3 separate regions of the Homo sapiens genome follow, and all the other regions are linked to region 2. Evidence: chromatin contacts called from ENCODE Hi-C or POLR2A ChIA-PET data. All regions are on one chromosome and are shown on one strand. The core of a region is the stretch at or near the end of the contact, and the rest is flanking DNA. Distances in the headings are between cores, read along the strand shown.

Region 1 (4,073 bases), core at 648-3,147, 140 kb before region 2:
TCTTAAGGAGAGGAGTCTACGACACATTCATTCCTGCAACAAACATTCTATAAAATTAAATTGAAACAATTTTAAGACTGGGACAATATATGAGAAAAGAACTCAGCTGCATGAATTTTAGAAATAAACCACGTTTTAAAGACATTTTTCACAAATCTCCCTCAGCCCTTTCCTGGGCCTTTAGGCTACTCCACTCTCTAGGAACTTCTCATTAAGTACAATCATTCTGCAACAGGATTGATTGATACACGGGGGGGACAATTTGAGTAAAATGGGAACTGTTTGCTAATGTACTATACTTTCTGTGAAGAATACTAGGTACACATACACAAAGGCATACAGCTGGACCCAGCCCCATGGGAATACAAAATGCACACATGCTTACATCTTAAACATCATTTTGAAAACACAGGCATCAAACACACACCCTATCATACTGTTTTCCTGGAAAATTTAAAATATCCTGTGAGTTCACTGCAATACCCCAGGGCACCTCAAACAGTTTAGGAATGAATACCCCGACTGGATCTCACAGCTCTAAACATTACCTACGTGTTTCTCCAAGTGGCTAACCCAAACCTCTCTCCAGGACTACAAGTTTGTATACAGTAGTTTATCCTTATCCATGGTTTTGGTTACCCAAGGTCAACCATGGTCCAAAAATAGTAAATGGAAAATTCCAGAAACAATTAAGTTATCAATTGCACCCCATTTGTAGAAGTGTGATGAAATCTCTGCTCCATCCCATGCAGGATGAGAATCATTCCTTTGTCCAGGGCATCCACGCTGTCTAGGCTTCCCAATGTGTTAGTCACTCAGTAGCTCAGTAGCTATCTCTAGGGATCAGCTCTATTGTTACGGTGCTTGTGTTAAGGTAACCCTTATTTTACTTAATAATGGCCCTAAAGCGCAAGAGTAGTGATGCTGGCCAATTCACATATGCCAAAGAGAAGCCTTATAGTGTTTCCTTCAAGTGAAAAGATCAAAGTTCTCGACTTTATAAACAAAAAACATCGGCCAGGTATGGTGGCTCATGCCTTAATCCCAGCACTTTGGAATGCTGGGGCAGGTGGATCACTTGAGGTCAGGAGTTCGAGACCAGCCTGGCCAACATGGCAAAACCCCATCTCTACTAAAAATACAAAAAAATTAGCCGATCATGGTGGGACACACCTGTAATCCCAGCTACTCTACTCGGGAGGCTGAGGCACGAGGCAGAACTTGGGAGGCGGAGGCAGGAGAACTGCTTGAACCCAGGAGGCGGAGGCTCCAGTGAGCTGAGACCACCACCACACTCCAGCCTGGGTGATGGAGTGGGAGTCTGTCTCCAAAAAAAAAAAAAAAAAAAAAAAAAAAAAAAAAAACCAACAACAACAAAGAAAATCATATGACGAGGTTGCTAAGATCTGTGGTAAGGATGAATCTTCTGTCCATAAAATTGCGAATGAAAAAAGATTTCGTGCACAATATATATAGGGTTTGGCACTACCCAAGGTTTCAGGAATCCACCGGAGGCCATGGAACGTATCCTCCAAGGATAAGAGGGGCTACTGTCTATTCGAAATCTCCACTTGGATGTCAAGCACCTTAAACTCAACATGTCCAAAGTAAAAATCCTGATTCCCTATGCACTTTCCAGTACTACTCTCCAAAATCTTTCCTATTTTAGTAAACAGCAACATTTTTTTCCCAATAGCTAATGCTATTGGAAAATGACTCCATTTTCCTCTCACAAACCACATATGCAAATCCTGTTGGCTCTATCTTCAAAATATATTCAGAATAAACTACAACTCACCACCTCCACTGCTACTACCCTGTTTTAAGTCACCACCATTTCTCACCTGCACTTTGCTTCTACTCTCAAACTCCGCAGGCAGAGTGATCTTATAAAAGGGGAAGTTCCATCATCTCATTTTCTGTACCACACCCTTCAATGGTTTCTAAGATGCCCCCTCTCTTTCTCATGTTCTACTCAAATCTCTCCCTTTTGCTTACTCTGCTCCAATGAGACATCTTGCTGCTTCTGGAACACACAAAGCACAATCCCACCTCAGAGCCTTTACATGTTGTGGTTCCCTCTGCTCCTTCCCCAGATATTTACCCGTGTCACTCTTTTGCATCCTGCAGGCTTTTGCTCAATGTCATCTTAGAGAGGCACTCCCTGACTGTCCTCATATAGTACTATTCCCCACACTCCCTATTCCCCTTTTTCCTTGCTATACATTCTCTGCAGCACTTTTTTCCCCCTTTCTGACATGTGTCCATGGTACATCTCTCTCCACTAGATCATCTGTTCTGAGACAACAGACTTAGTTTTGTTCACTGCCATATTTAACAGGCCCAAAATAATAACGTTATACACACTCAAATACAGAATAAAAATTATACCAGCTGTTTTAGGAAGTAAAATTATACCAACTGTTTTGTCCTCATTAACATCAAAACATCCCTAAAGTTTGTATTATTGAGAGTTTTCTATCCTGCATTTGAAATTCTCTCCTTCTCCTAAAAATAAAATGTAATGCTCTTTTTGATCATCGTATCCATAAACAAGAGATCTGACTAATCCAAAACGAATTATACTTTGATTTTCCTGGACTCTTAAATTCTATTCATAAGCTAAGAAACTAGATTGCCCTCTATTACGAGCTACTGGGAAATTTATTTCTTACGCTCTCTAAAAATCATTTTTGGACAGCAAGTCTCACATCTTGATCTATGATTTTTTCCTCCTCACCAAACCTGCTCCTCCAGACTTTAGCTTCAAACACAACTGCTAAGGAAAATCTCTAAGATGTAGGCCCCAAACAACCTTGTCCCACAGCAAGACCTAAGAAAAGGCACTTCAAAATCTAACACAACATATTTAGACCAAAGATTACCTGCAGCCCTCACCTAGGCAACTCGGCCGAAGTCTAAAAAAGCACATTTTACTTCTGCCTCATTTAATTATCTAGTCCCCCAGATCTTCCCTACTAGTTGTCTTTAATGTGAATGGGGAGAAAGGGGAGGAGACAGAGGGAGGGAAATGGACCTTAATAGGAAGCTGTGTGATTATCTTCAGAAATAAAGACTGGATTTGTTTCAGAGCTTTGTAATATGACAGAACCTCAACTCGGGGGATTTTACTTCCTCTACAAACTATCTCAGCTGTGCTTTGTGTATGCTAAGGATGTTTAGAAACACCTTGAATAGGCCATGCTGTCAAGTGTACAAAAAAGGTATTTGGATTGTTTTAGATCCTGAAACCAATGGACCAGAATCCTGCCCCACTTCAAGAATGAGTTGGCTCCTTGTTACCACGGTAATAAGCGCCCCATGAATGGGGATAATTTGCCACTTTGCTGAAAATTCAAGCATTCTATAGTTTTGGTTTTTTAACTGAGAAACGAGGTGGGAGGAGCAGCAGAACCAATTATAGAGTACATTTAAACAACACGTAAAGGAGTGTGTTTCTTGATTCTGAATAACAAGATTTTAAATCGTTTAGTTTACAGCCAGGCATGGTGGCTCACGCCTGTAATCCCAGCACTCTGGGAGGCCGAGGTGGGCGGCTCACCTGAGGTCGGGAGTTCAAGACCAGCCTGACCAACATGGAGAAACCCCATCTCTACTAAAAATACAAAATTAGCCGGGCGTGGTGGCACATGCCTGTAATCCCAGTTACTCAGGAGGCTGAGGCAGAAGAATTGCTTGAACCCAGGAGGCGGAGGTTGCGATGAGCCGAGATCGCGCCATTGCACTCCAGCCTGGGCAACAAGAGTGAAACTCCATCTCAAAAAAAAAATAATTTAGTTTACAAGAAAAAAGAAGGGAATAAGAGGACCAAAGAAAATAAACATGTTAGACTGTATTCTAACATGTACAGCTCTACACCATCACAACTTAGCACTGCAGATCTTTCAGAACAGATTTTCAGATTGCCCATAAACACACAAATCACATTAAAATATTTATAAGTCTAGAAGGTTCCTATGCAACAGTCTGGTTGGGAAGAAAAATCCACTAAAGTAACTAAGAACCAACTAAGGCAAATAGTACTGTGCAAGCCCAATGCTGCTAAAATATAA
Region 2 (3,846 bases), core at 1,194-3,693:
AAGAAGGACAGCCAAAAACAAGCCCAGATTGTGAAGACTACAATAAATACTTAATTTTTCAATGCCCACACACCAATGAACATCTACAAGCATTAACACCATCCAGGAAACATGATCTCATGAAATGAACTAAATAAGGAACCAGGGACCAATCCTGGAGAAACATAGATATAGGAACTTTCAGGCAGAGAATTCAAAGCAGCTGTTTTGAGGAATCTCAAAGAAAATCAACATAACACAGAGAAGGAATTCAGAATTCTATCAGATAAATTTAACAAAGAAGCTGAAATAATTTAAAAGAAGCAGAAATTCTAGGGTCAAAAAATATAATTGACATGCTGAAGAATGCATCAGAGTTTCTTAATAGCAGAATAGTTTTCTTTTCTTTTTTTTTTTTTGAGACAGGTTCCTACTTTTTTGTCCAGGCTAGGGTACAGTGGTGCGATCATAGCTCACTGTAACCTCAAACTCCTGGGCTCCAGTGATGTTCCCACTTCAGCCTCCCAAGTAGTGGGACTAGAGATGTGCGCCACCATGCCCAGCTAATATTGTATTATTATTATTATTATTATTTGGTAGAGATGGGGTCTTGCTATGTTGCCAGTGCTGGACTTGAACTCCTGGCCTCAACTGATTCTCCCATCTTGGCCTCCCAAAGTGCTGAAATTACAGGTATGAGCCACCATTCTCAGTCTCTTTTTTTTTTTTTTTTTTTTTGAGATGGAGTCTCACTCTGTCACCCAGGCCAGAGTGGAGTGGTGCGATCTCAGCTCACTGCAACCTCCACCTCCTGGATTCAAGCGATTCTCCTGCCTCAGCCTCCTGAGTAGCTGGGACTACAGGCGCGCACCACCACACCCGGCTAATTTTTGTATTTTTAGCAGAGACGGCATTTCACCATATTGGCCAGGGTGATCTTGATCTCTTGACCTCGTGATCCCCCCGCCTTGACCTCCCAAAGTGCTGGGATTACAAGCGCAAGCCACAGTGCCTGGCCAGAAGGGTGAACATTAGAGACTGACAACCCCACGTGCTGGAAAGCATGTGAAACAAGTGGAACTCTTATATGTGGCTGGTGGGAATTGTAAAATGGTACAACCACTTTGGAAAACTGCTTGGCAATTCCTTACAAAGTTAGACATGGGTGACGGCACCCGCCTATAGTCCCAGCTATTCAAGAGGCCAAGGCTGCAATGAGCTATGATTGTGCCACTGCTCTCTAGCCTGGGGGACGGAGAGACCCTGCTTCTAAAAAAAAAAAAAAATTTTAAGTTAAACATACCCAGAATGACCCAGAAATTCCACTCCTGTATTTCCTCAAGATAAATAAAATATGCCCACAAGGACTTGTACGAGAATGGTTATAGCAACTTTGCTCATCATCACCAAAAATTGAAAGCAATACAAATCCATCAACTGGTGAATGCATAAAGTATTCAATGGAATGCCTCTCAATAACAAACACTACTAACTTCTGGTTCACGCAGACCCAAAAGAGTACCTATCACCTTCATTTTTATAGTGCTAGAAATAAGAGGAGTGGTTGCTGATGTGGTGGGAGATGGACAGGAAAGAAACAGGCCACTCTTCTGAGTGATGGAAATGCTCTACGTCCTGATTGGGTGGTAGTTACACAGCTGTTTACATTTACCAAACTCATCAAATTGTCCACTGGGGGGGAAAAACTATTATTTTCACTGTATACGAAAACTTCGCCTCAACAAAAAATGAACTAAAAAAGAAAAAAAAGGGGAGGGGGGCTGGCGACGTTGAAAAGTAACGCTAAACTATGTAAGGATTTGATAATTGGGGTAAGCCTTTTCTTTAAAACGTCTAGTAAAGAAAACATTCCAAGAAGGTCTGCTAGATTCTGTGACTAAACAAGGACATTAAAAAGCCCTGAATCCAGCTTGGTCAACGTAGTGAGGCCCTGTCTCTACGGAATTTTTTTAAAGTTAGCCAGGCGTAGTGGTGCGCGCCTATAGTCCCAGCTACTCGGGAGGCTGAGGTGGGAGGATGGTTTGAACACAGCAGCTCAAGGCTGCAGTGAGCAGTGGTCGGTGCCCACTATACTCCAGCCTAAGGGACAGAGACCTTGTCTCAAAAAAAAGAAAAAAGAAAAAAAAAAAAAGCCTTGCGAGCTCTGGGGGAGATTTCCCGCAGCCCAGCTTTGCCAGGGACCCAGCCTCACCCCTCGGGCTCCACCGCCCACTCCCGCCCTTCACCTGACGTGAGCGCCCCGACTGCTCCACTCCTTCTCATCCCGCGTCGCGGTCCCGCCTATTTTCCCTCTCTCACCCATCTTTTGAACTGGCCCTTCACCTTTCAATCAATTCAAATATCGCACGGAGCAAACCAATCGCAAGCCTCGTTGAGTGGAAGGGGTGGGATCTTCCCCGGAAGTGTTGGTTAAAGCCCCTCCAATCAGCGGCTCGGTGCGGCAAGTTTGAATTTCGTGGAGGCTCGGGTTGTGAGGGTTCCTGCTTCGGAGTCGGCGGTGGTCGTCCAGACCGAGTGTTCTTTACTTTTTGTTTGGTTGAGGTTTCACGCTAGAAGGTGGCTCAGGTAGGTGGGTGCTGGAGAGCTGGACGGAGAACACTGGCCCGCTTCCGTTGAAGGTCTAGAAGGGTCTGAGGACCGGGGGCTGCGAGCGGGAGCAAGTCAGAGGCAGGCTCCTTTAGGACCGTGTTACCTGCCCTTCCCGAAGCTGATAATGCGAGCCTTTAGAAGAGTCCATATGTTTGCCCTGACCTCTGTAATAGTCAGCGTTTCACCACCGGGGCGTAATTGACCTTTGGGGTGAAACTGTTCTTCACTAGCTCCGACATTAAATTCCCGTAGCTCTTCCCAGGTCCCATGGCAACTAAAAACGCCCGGTTGAGAACCTCTAGTCAAGCAAGATTAACGCATTCTGGACTTTCAAGCTGGAGGAAACGCCACTCAGCCAAACAAAATTTAGGTGTGTGTGGAGCCAGGGCTGCCTTGCTTGGGATCCCAGCTTCACCACCTTTTAGATATGCTAATGTGAGCAGTTAATTGACCTCATCTGTATGAGAGCGATAATAGTTAACTACCTTTCAGGGTTATTCTGATAATTGTACCTTTAATGTTGTCCTCGCTCGCTCTTTCTCTTGCTGTGGATAGTGCTATCCTGTATTTAATACATAAGTCTTAATTTTTCTTCAATCTTTAGCGAATTAATATTGCAGGAGATAAATAGTAGAAGACAGTTCTTTATGAAAAGCACAGTCCATTGTCACTTTCCTTGGGTCTTAGAGGAGAATGTTATTAGCATGCAGGTCAGACAGATTCTCGTTTTTTATATTTTGTTGATTGCTTAGAATCATGTAACAATGTATTGCATTACTTGTGCCAATTTTTCTATTATCTGGAGTTTTCTAGTGGATTTAGTTAATTCTTGTTGAAGAATATACCATAGTGTGTCTATCACAGAGCCTCCCCCTTACCTTTTTTTGTTTTTGTTTTTTAACTGCCAAGACTTCTGAGAATCAGTATCCTTTCTCCAGTTTGGCTTGGTAGTTCTCTATACCAGCTACACAGGTGACCCCCTCAAACTTTCTAATTTTCTTTGTTCTCCCTAGTTGGATCTACTGACGTCGTCTTTATTGTCCTCTTTTGTTTTGCTTGAATACATTCTCAAAGATCTTTCCAAGAAAAAGGCATGTGCCAATTAAACTATATGATTTTGTGCGTGTGTGTGTGTGTGTGTGTGTGTGTATGGCTTTTCTTTTTTAAAATTTATAGAGACGGGGTCGTGTTATGTTGCCCAGGCTGGTCTCAAACTCCTGGGCTCAAGCAGTCCTGCCTCGACCTCCCAAAGTGGTA
Region 3 (4,109 bases), core at 852-3,351, 210 kb before region 2:
TCTTTGACTAAGCAGTTTATTTTATTTTATTTTATTTTATTTTATTTTATTTTATTTTATTTTATTTATTTATTTGAGACAGTCTCACTCTGTCACCCAGGCTGGAGTGCAGTGACGTAATCTCAGCTCACTGCAACCTCCGCTTCCCGGGTTCAAGCAATTCTCCTGCCTCAGCCTCCCAAGTAGCTGGGATTACAGGTGCCCGCCACCACACCTGGCTAATTTTTTGTATTTTTAGTAGAGACAGAGTTTCGCCATGTTGGCCTGGCTGGTCTCGAACTCCTGACCTCAGGTGATCCACCCGCCTTGGCCTCCCAAAGTGCTGCGATTACAGGTGTGAGCCACCGCACCGGCCCAGTTTATTTTATTTGTAGGAATTTCTCATGGAGAAACTTGAAAGCCTATAAAAGTGCACTAGGCTATTCACTTGTATCGTTACTGATCATAGTGAAAATTTGGAAGGAAGAATGGTGTTCACCTGTAGAGGTTTATATAAATAAATTATATGGTGTCCATCCAGTGAAATGCCGTGTACCTATTAGTGAATTAGATCAATATGTTCTGGCATGGAAAAAGAGACCAAGATACTTTATGTGACAGCTGCAATTTGGAAAACAATATGTGAAATATGGATCCCCCTACACACACTTTTAAAAACTATATATATAATATGTATCATTAAATTTGGTTTGAATATAGTGATACTCTATTTTTCACCTCTTGGAAGCTGTATTGAGAAAGCACAGACTTGTGGAATGAATTTTTTATCTCCTTCTGTGAGTGGTGGGATGGAGACTGCAGAGCCTGGATGAGTGACTGAGTGAGCAGTTGCAGCCCTGACCCACGCATGTGGTTTGGTATCATTTGCTCTTTTGCTTTACTGACACCACCTATTTTTGATTTCTTTCATGAAGGAGGACGTGACTCATGAAGTATTAGGTTGGTGCAAAAGTAATTGCTGTTTTTGCCATTCCTTTCAATATTTGATACACTAGGACTTATCTTTTGTTTGTTATTCCTGCTGCCATCTGTATATTTGTAAGAGTTTGTTTCTTTTGTGTTTTTAACAAAGTCCAAGAAAATCAACCAGCTCACTATTAAGCTAGACACAGTTGTCTGTCTTCCCAATTTGTTTTAGAGCAAAGTGGCATTTTTACAACAGACCTCAAAGGAGAACTTTTATGGCCTCTGAAGTCAAGATTTGATTTTCCCTGTCAGTCCTTTGCATGGTTTGAGATTGCTAACTTGTGAGTTTATTATTTTCTAATTATCAGAACATAAATCACCCTGTTGTCTCACTGATATAAAAGTAAATACTATATTAGTCTCTCATTTTTGATACAAGGAAACAGAAGCATATAACAAGTGATAGGTCCAAGAATTCACAGTCAACTGCAGGAGAATTTATAATTAGATTTCTTAGTATTCTGGAGGATGCCTTGTTTTGTGTTGCAGGTACATAGTAAATGCCTGATAGACTGACTGATGAATCTATGGGTTCATCCACATTCCACATTGGTTTCTGAGTTTTCTAATACTGGTTCATGCTGTTGCCACCTTACTGGACATTACAGTGCTATTCAGTAGAACTTTCCACAATGATGGGAATGTTCTGTATGTACACCATCCGGTAAGTCATATGTGGCTGTTGGAATGTGGATGGCAGTACAACTGAGGAACTGAACTTTTAATATAATTTTAATTAATTTAAATTTAAATAGTCACATTATAAGTATATAATTCTGTCACATATAATATTGCCTATTTGCTTTTTCTGTTTAATGTATATTGTGCATTTTCAGTGACTATTAAATTTGTTAGGGTCATGATTAGACCATTTTATTTATTCCTCTTAGAAGCAGACATCTTGGGGTATGTTTCCAACATGGGATTACAGAAATAGTATTTTAGAAAGACTTCTTTGTCCAGAATATTTTTAGGTCTGTTATGGCCTGTTGAATTGTTTTCCTTTTTGCTGGGAAATAGCCAAAAGCCTATTCTTGAACACCACATCATGTTACTGCAGCATGAGTCATTATCCCTGTTCCCTTGAAAATGGTCAGTGGGTCACGTTCACTCCACAGTCAGTTGTATGATGTTAGTCATACAATTTTTTTTTTTTTGTCCATGCCCTTATTAAGCAGCAAGCCACATCTTAGGCACTCAGTAGCCATGTGTGGCTGGTGGCTACCACATTGAACAGCACAGATCTAGAAGACATTTATAGAACACTGCCCAACAGCTGTAGAATACACGTTATTTCAAGTACGCGTGGAACTTTCTCCACGGCATACCATATGCAAAGCCATAAGACAGTCTCAGGTTACAAGATCGAAATCACACAATATATTTTGTAACTACATCAGAATGAATTAAATTAGAAACAATAACAGTAAGCTACCTAGAAAAGCCTGTATATCTGAAAATTAAACAATATGCTTCTAAATAATGGATGGGTAAAAGAAGGATTCTTATGGAAGATTAAAAGTTTCAAACTAAATGATAATGAAAATACACAATATCAAATCTTAGGATATAGCTATAACAGTGCATAGAAGGAGATTTTAAACTTCATGTGATTATATTTAAAAGGAATAGAAGTTTAAAATTGACCTGAGTTATCACCTTAAACTGCAAAAAGAAAACAAAAACAAAAACAAAAAACCCAAGTAAGTTGGCAAGAAGAAAATAAAGATAGAAAACTGGCAAATAGAAAATAATAACTATGCTGGGCGCGGTGGCTCACACCTGTAAGCCCAGCACTTTGGGAGGCAGAGGCGGGCAGACCACCAGGTCAGGAGATCGAGACCATCCTTGCTAACACAGTGAAACCCCGTCTCTACTAAAAATACAAAAACAAAATTAGCTGGGCATGGTGGCAGGCGCCTGTAGTCCCAGCTGCTTGGGAGGCTGAGGCGGGAGAATGGCGTGAGCCCAGGAGGCGGAGCTTGCAGTGAGCCAAGATCGCACCACTACACCCCAGCCTGGGTGACAGAATGAGACTCCATCTCAAAAAAAAAAAAAAAAAAAAAAGAATTACTGCAATGTGATACCTCTTCTTTTTGATAACTTTTACAAGTAATTTTTTAGCCTATGATAACTAGCAATAAAATTAGTGAAAAAAAGTCTACAATTTTTAAAAATTTATTATAAGGAATCAGTTTATAGGAGAGAGCAGGATTGAATCCAGATTAGTAATTAAAATTTGTTTTCTAGTGAAAGCATCAATTTCCTTGAATTCAAATTCACTTTAGTGTTCTGATGTGCCTGTTTTGACAAATAATTTAATCTGGGCGGAAGATATCTATAGACATATTTTATAAACACAGGAAATAATTTTAAAGTTGAGGATTTGAGCTTAGTTTTAAAAGAACCAAATGGTTAGCAGTTGTGTGCACCCCGTTGAGAAGACGTGTATTTACTATCAGGACAATGACATTTTCACATGACTCTGCAGAATGATTGGTTCTTGGGAATTTGCATAGTCTCATTGAACTGAAAAAATGACCATTTAAATAAGACATTGAATTTTTTTGTTACAGGTTTATCGACAAGAAGGAAAGGTTAAGCCGACTTAAGAGCAAGCAAGAAGAATTTCAGAAAGAGTGAGTGTTTTGTTTTGTCTTTTAATTTGTGGAGGTGATCTAGTCAACATTTGGTTGAATTCAGTGCTGTGGTATGCAGATATACGGATTGCTAACTTACTGAATTTAGGATACAACCTCTTAAAGTGTAGGAAAGGAGTGCATGTGGGAGAGGTAAAGCAGGAGAAGTTACCAAGTTTCTAGAAAATACTGGCCTCAGATCCGGTGTGTGGTATACAGTAGATACTCAGTGAATCAAATCCCTGGCACTGATAATTGATGTGTGGGTCCAGGACAGTCAGCATGATTAGTAGACTTAAATTAGTGCTGGTGGCTCCCATAGGACATTACTGCTTCCATTTACCATTCTTCTTTTGTCCATATCAGTATTTTACAACATATGGTCTGCACATTACCTGTATCAGAATTCATTAGCTGAGTTAATGGTTAAAAATTCAGATTCTTGGAATCCTATCCTCAGAGATTCTGATTCAGTAGCTCTGGGGAGAGGCCTAGGAATCTGAG

Evidence for each region. Hi-C counts contacts between places; a loop is a spot of excess contacts on that map. ChIA-PET counts read pairs that join two places held with the same protein, here RNA polymerase II (POLR2A). Pooled maps may share reads with other maps.
Region 1: a pooled map shows a loop between it and region 2 (2.3-fold over the local background). The contact joins the enhancer-like site here to the promoter of DLGAP5 in region 2. A Hi-C loop is called at or near these places in 1 of 37 single-sample maps with no recorded cell type and 5 of 50 pooled maps. POLR2A ChIA-PET finds 5 or more read pairs at or near these places in 5 of 52 experiments (A549, Caco-2, PC-9 and 2 more).
Region 3: a pooled map shows a loop between it and region 2 (2.2-fold over the local background). The contact joins the enhancer-like site here to the promoter of DLGAP5 in region 2. A Hi-C loop is called at or near these places in 4 of 50 pooled maps. POLR2A ChIA-PET finds 5 or more read pairs at or near these places in 7 of 52 experiments (AG04449, AG04450, OCI-LY7 and 3 more).

The regions. Positions count from the first base shown.
Region 1 is chr14:55,325,200-55,329,272 of GRCh38, reverse strand. The region is part of intron 1 of FBXO34 (F-box protein 34); the gene reads right to left. Among named protein-coding and RNA genes, the nearest start is that of FBXO34-AS1, 55 kb to the right of the region's middle. RefSeq lists enhancers at 581-1,082, 1,892-2,031. Within about 2 kb of position 1,897, at least 3 of the 41 ENCODE cell types and tissues checked have a DNase peak (open chromatin) inside an H3K27ac peak, as active enhancers do.
Region 2 is chr14:55,190,182-55,194,027 of GRCh38, reverse strand. DLGAP5 (DLG associated protein 5) reads left to right here and starts at 2,443. Exons shown (of 19, transcript NM_014750.5): 1 at 2,443-2,565. It overlaps LOC105370508 (a long non-coding RNA gene), which reads right to left and starts at 2,355. Exons shown (of 2, transcript XR_943888.3): 1 at 2,226-2,355. RefSeq lists enhancers at 2,147-2,699, 2,700-3,253.
Region 3 is chr14:55,396,868-55,400,976 of GRCh38, reverse strand. It overlaps ATG14 (autophagy related 14), which reads left to right. Exons shown (of 10, transcript NM_014924.5): 2 at 3,543-3,605. It also overlaps a transcript of FBXO34 not described here. Among named protein-coding and RNA genes, the nearest start is that of ATG14, 13 kb to the left of the region's middle. Within about 2 kb of position 2,101, at least 5 of the 41 ENCODE cell types and tissues checked have a DNase peak (open chromatin) inside an H3K27ac peak, as active enhancers do; they include PC-9, where a contact is called at or near this core.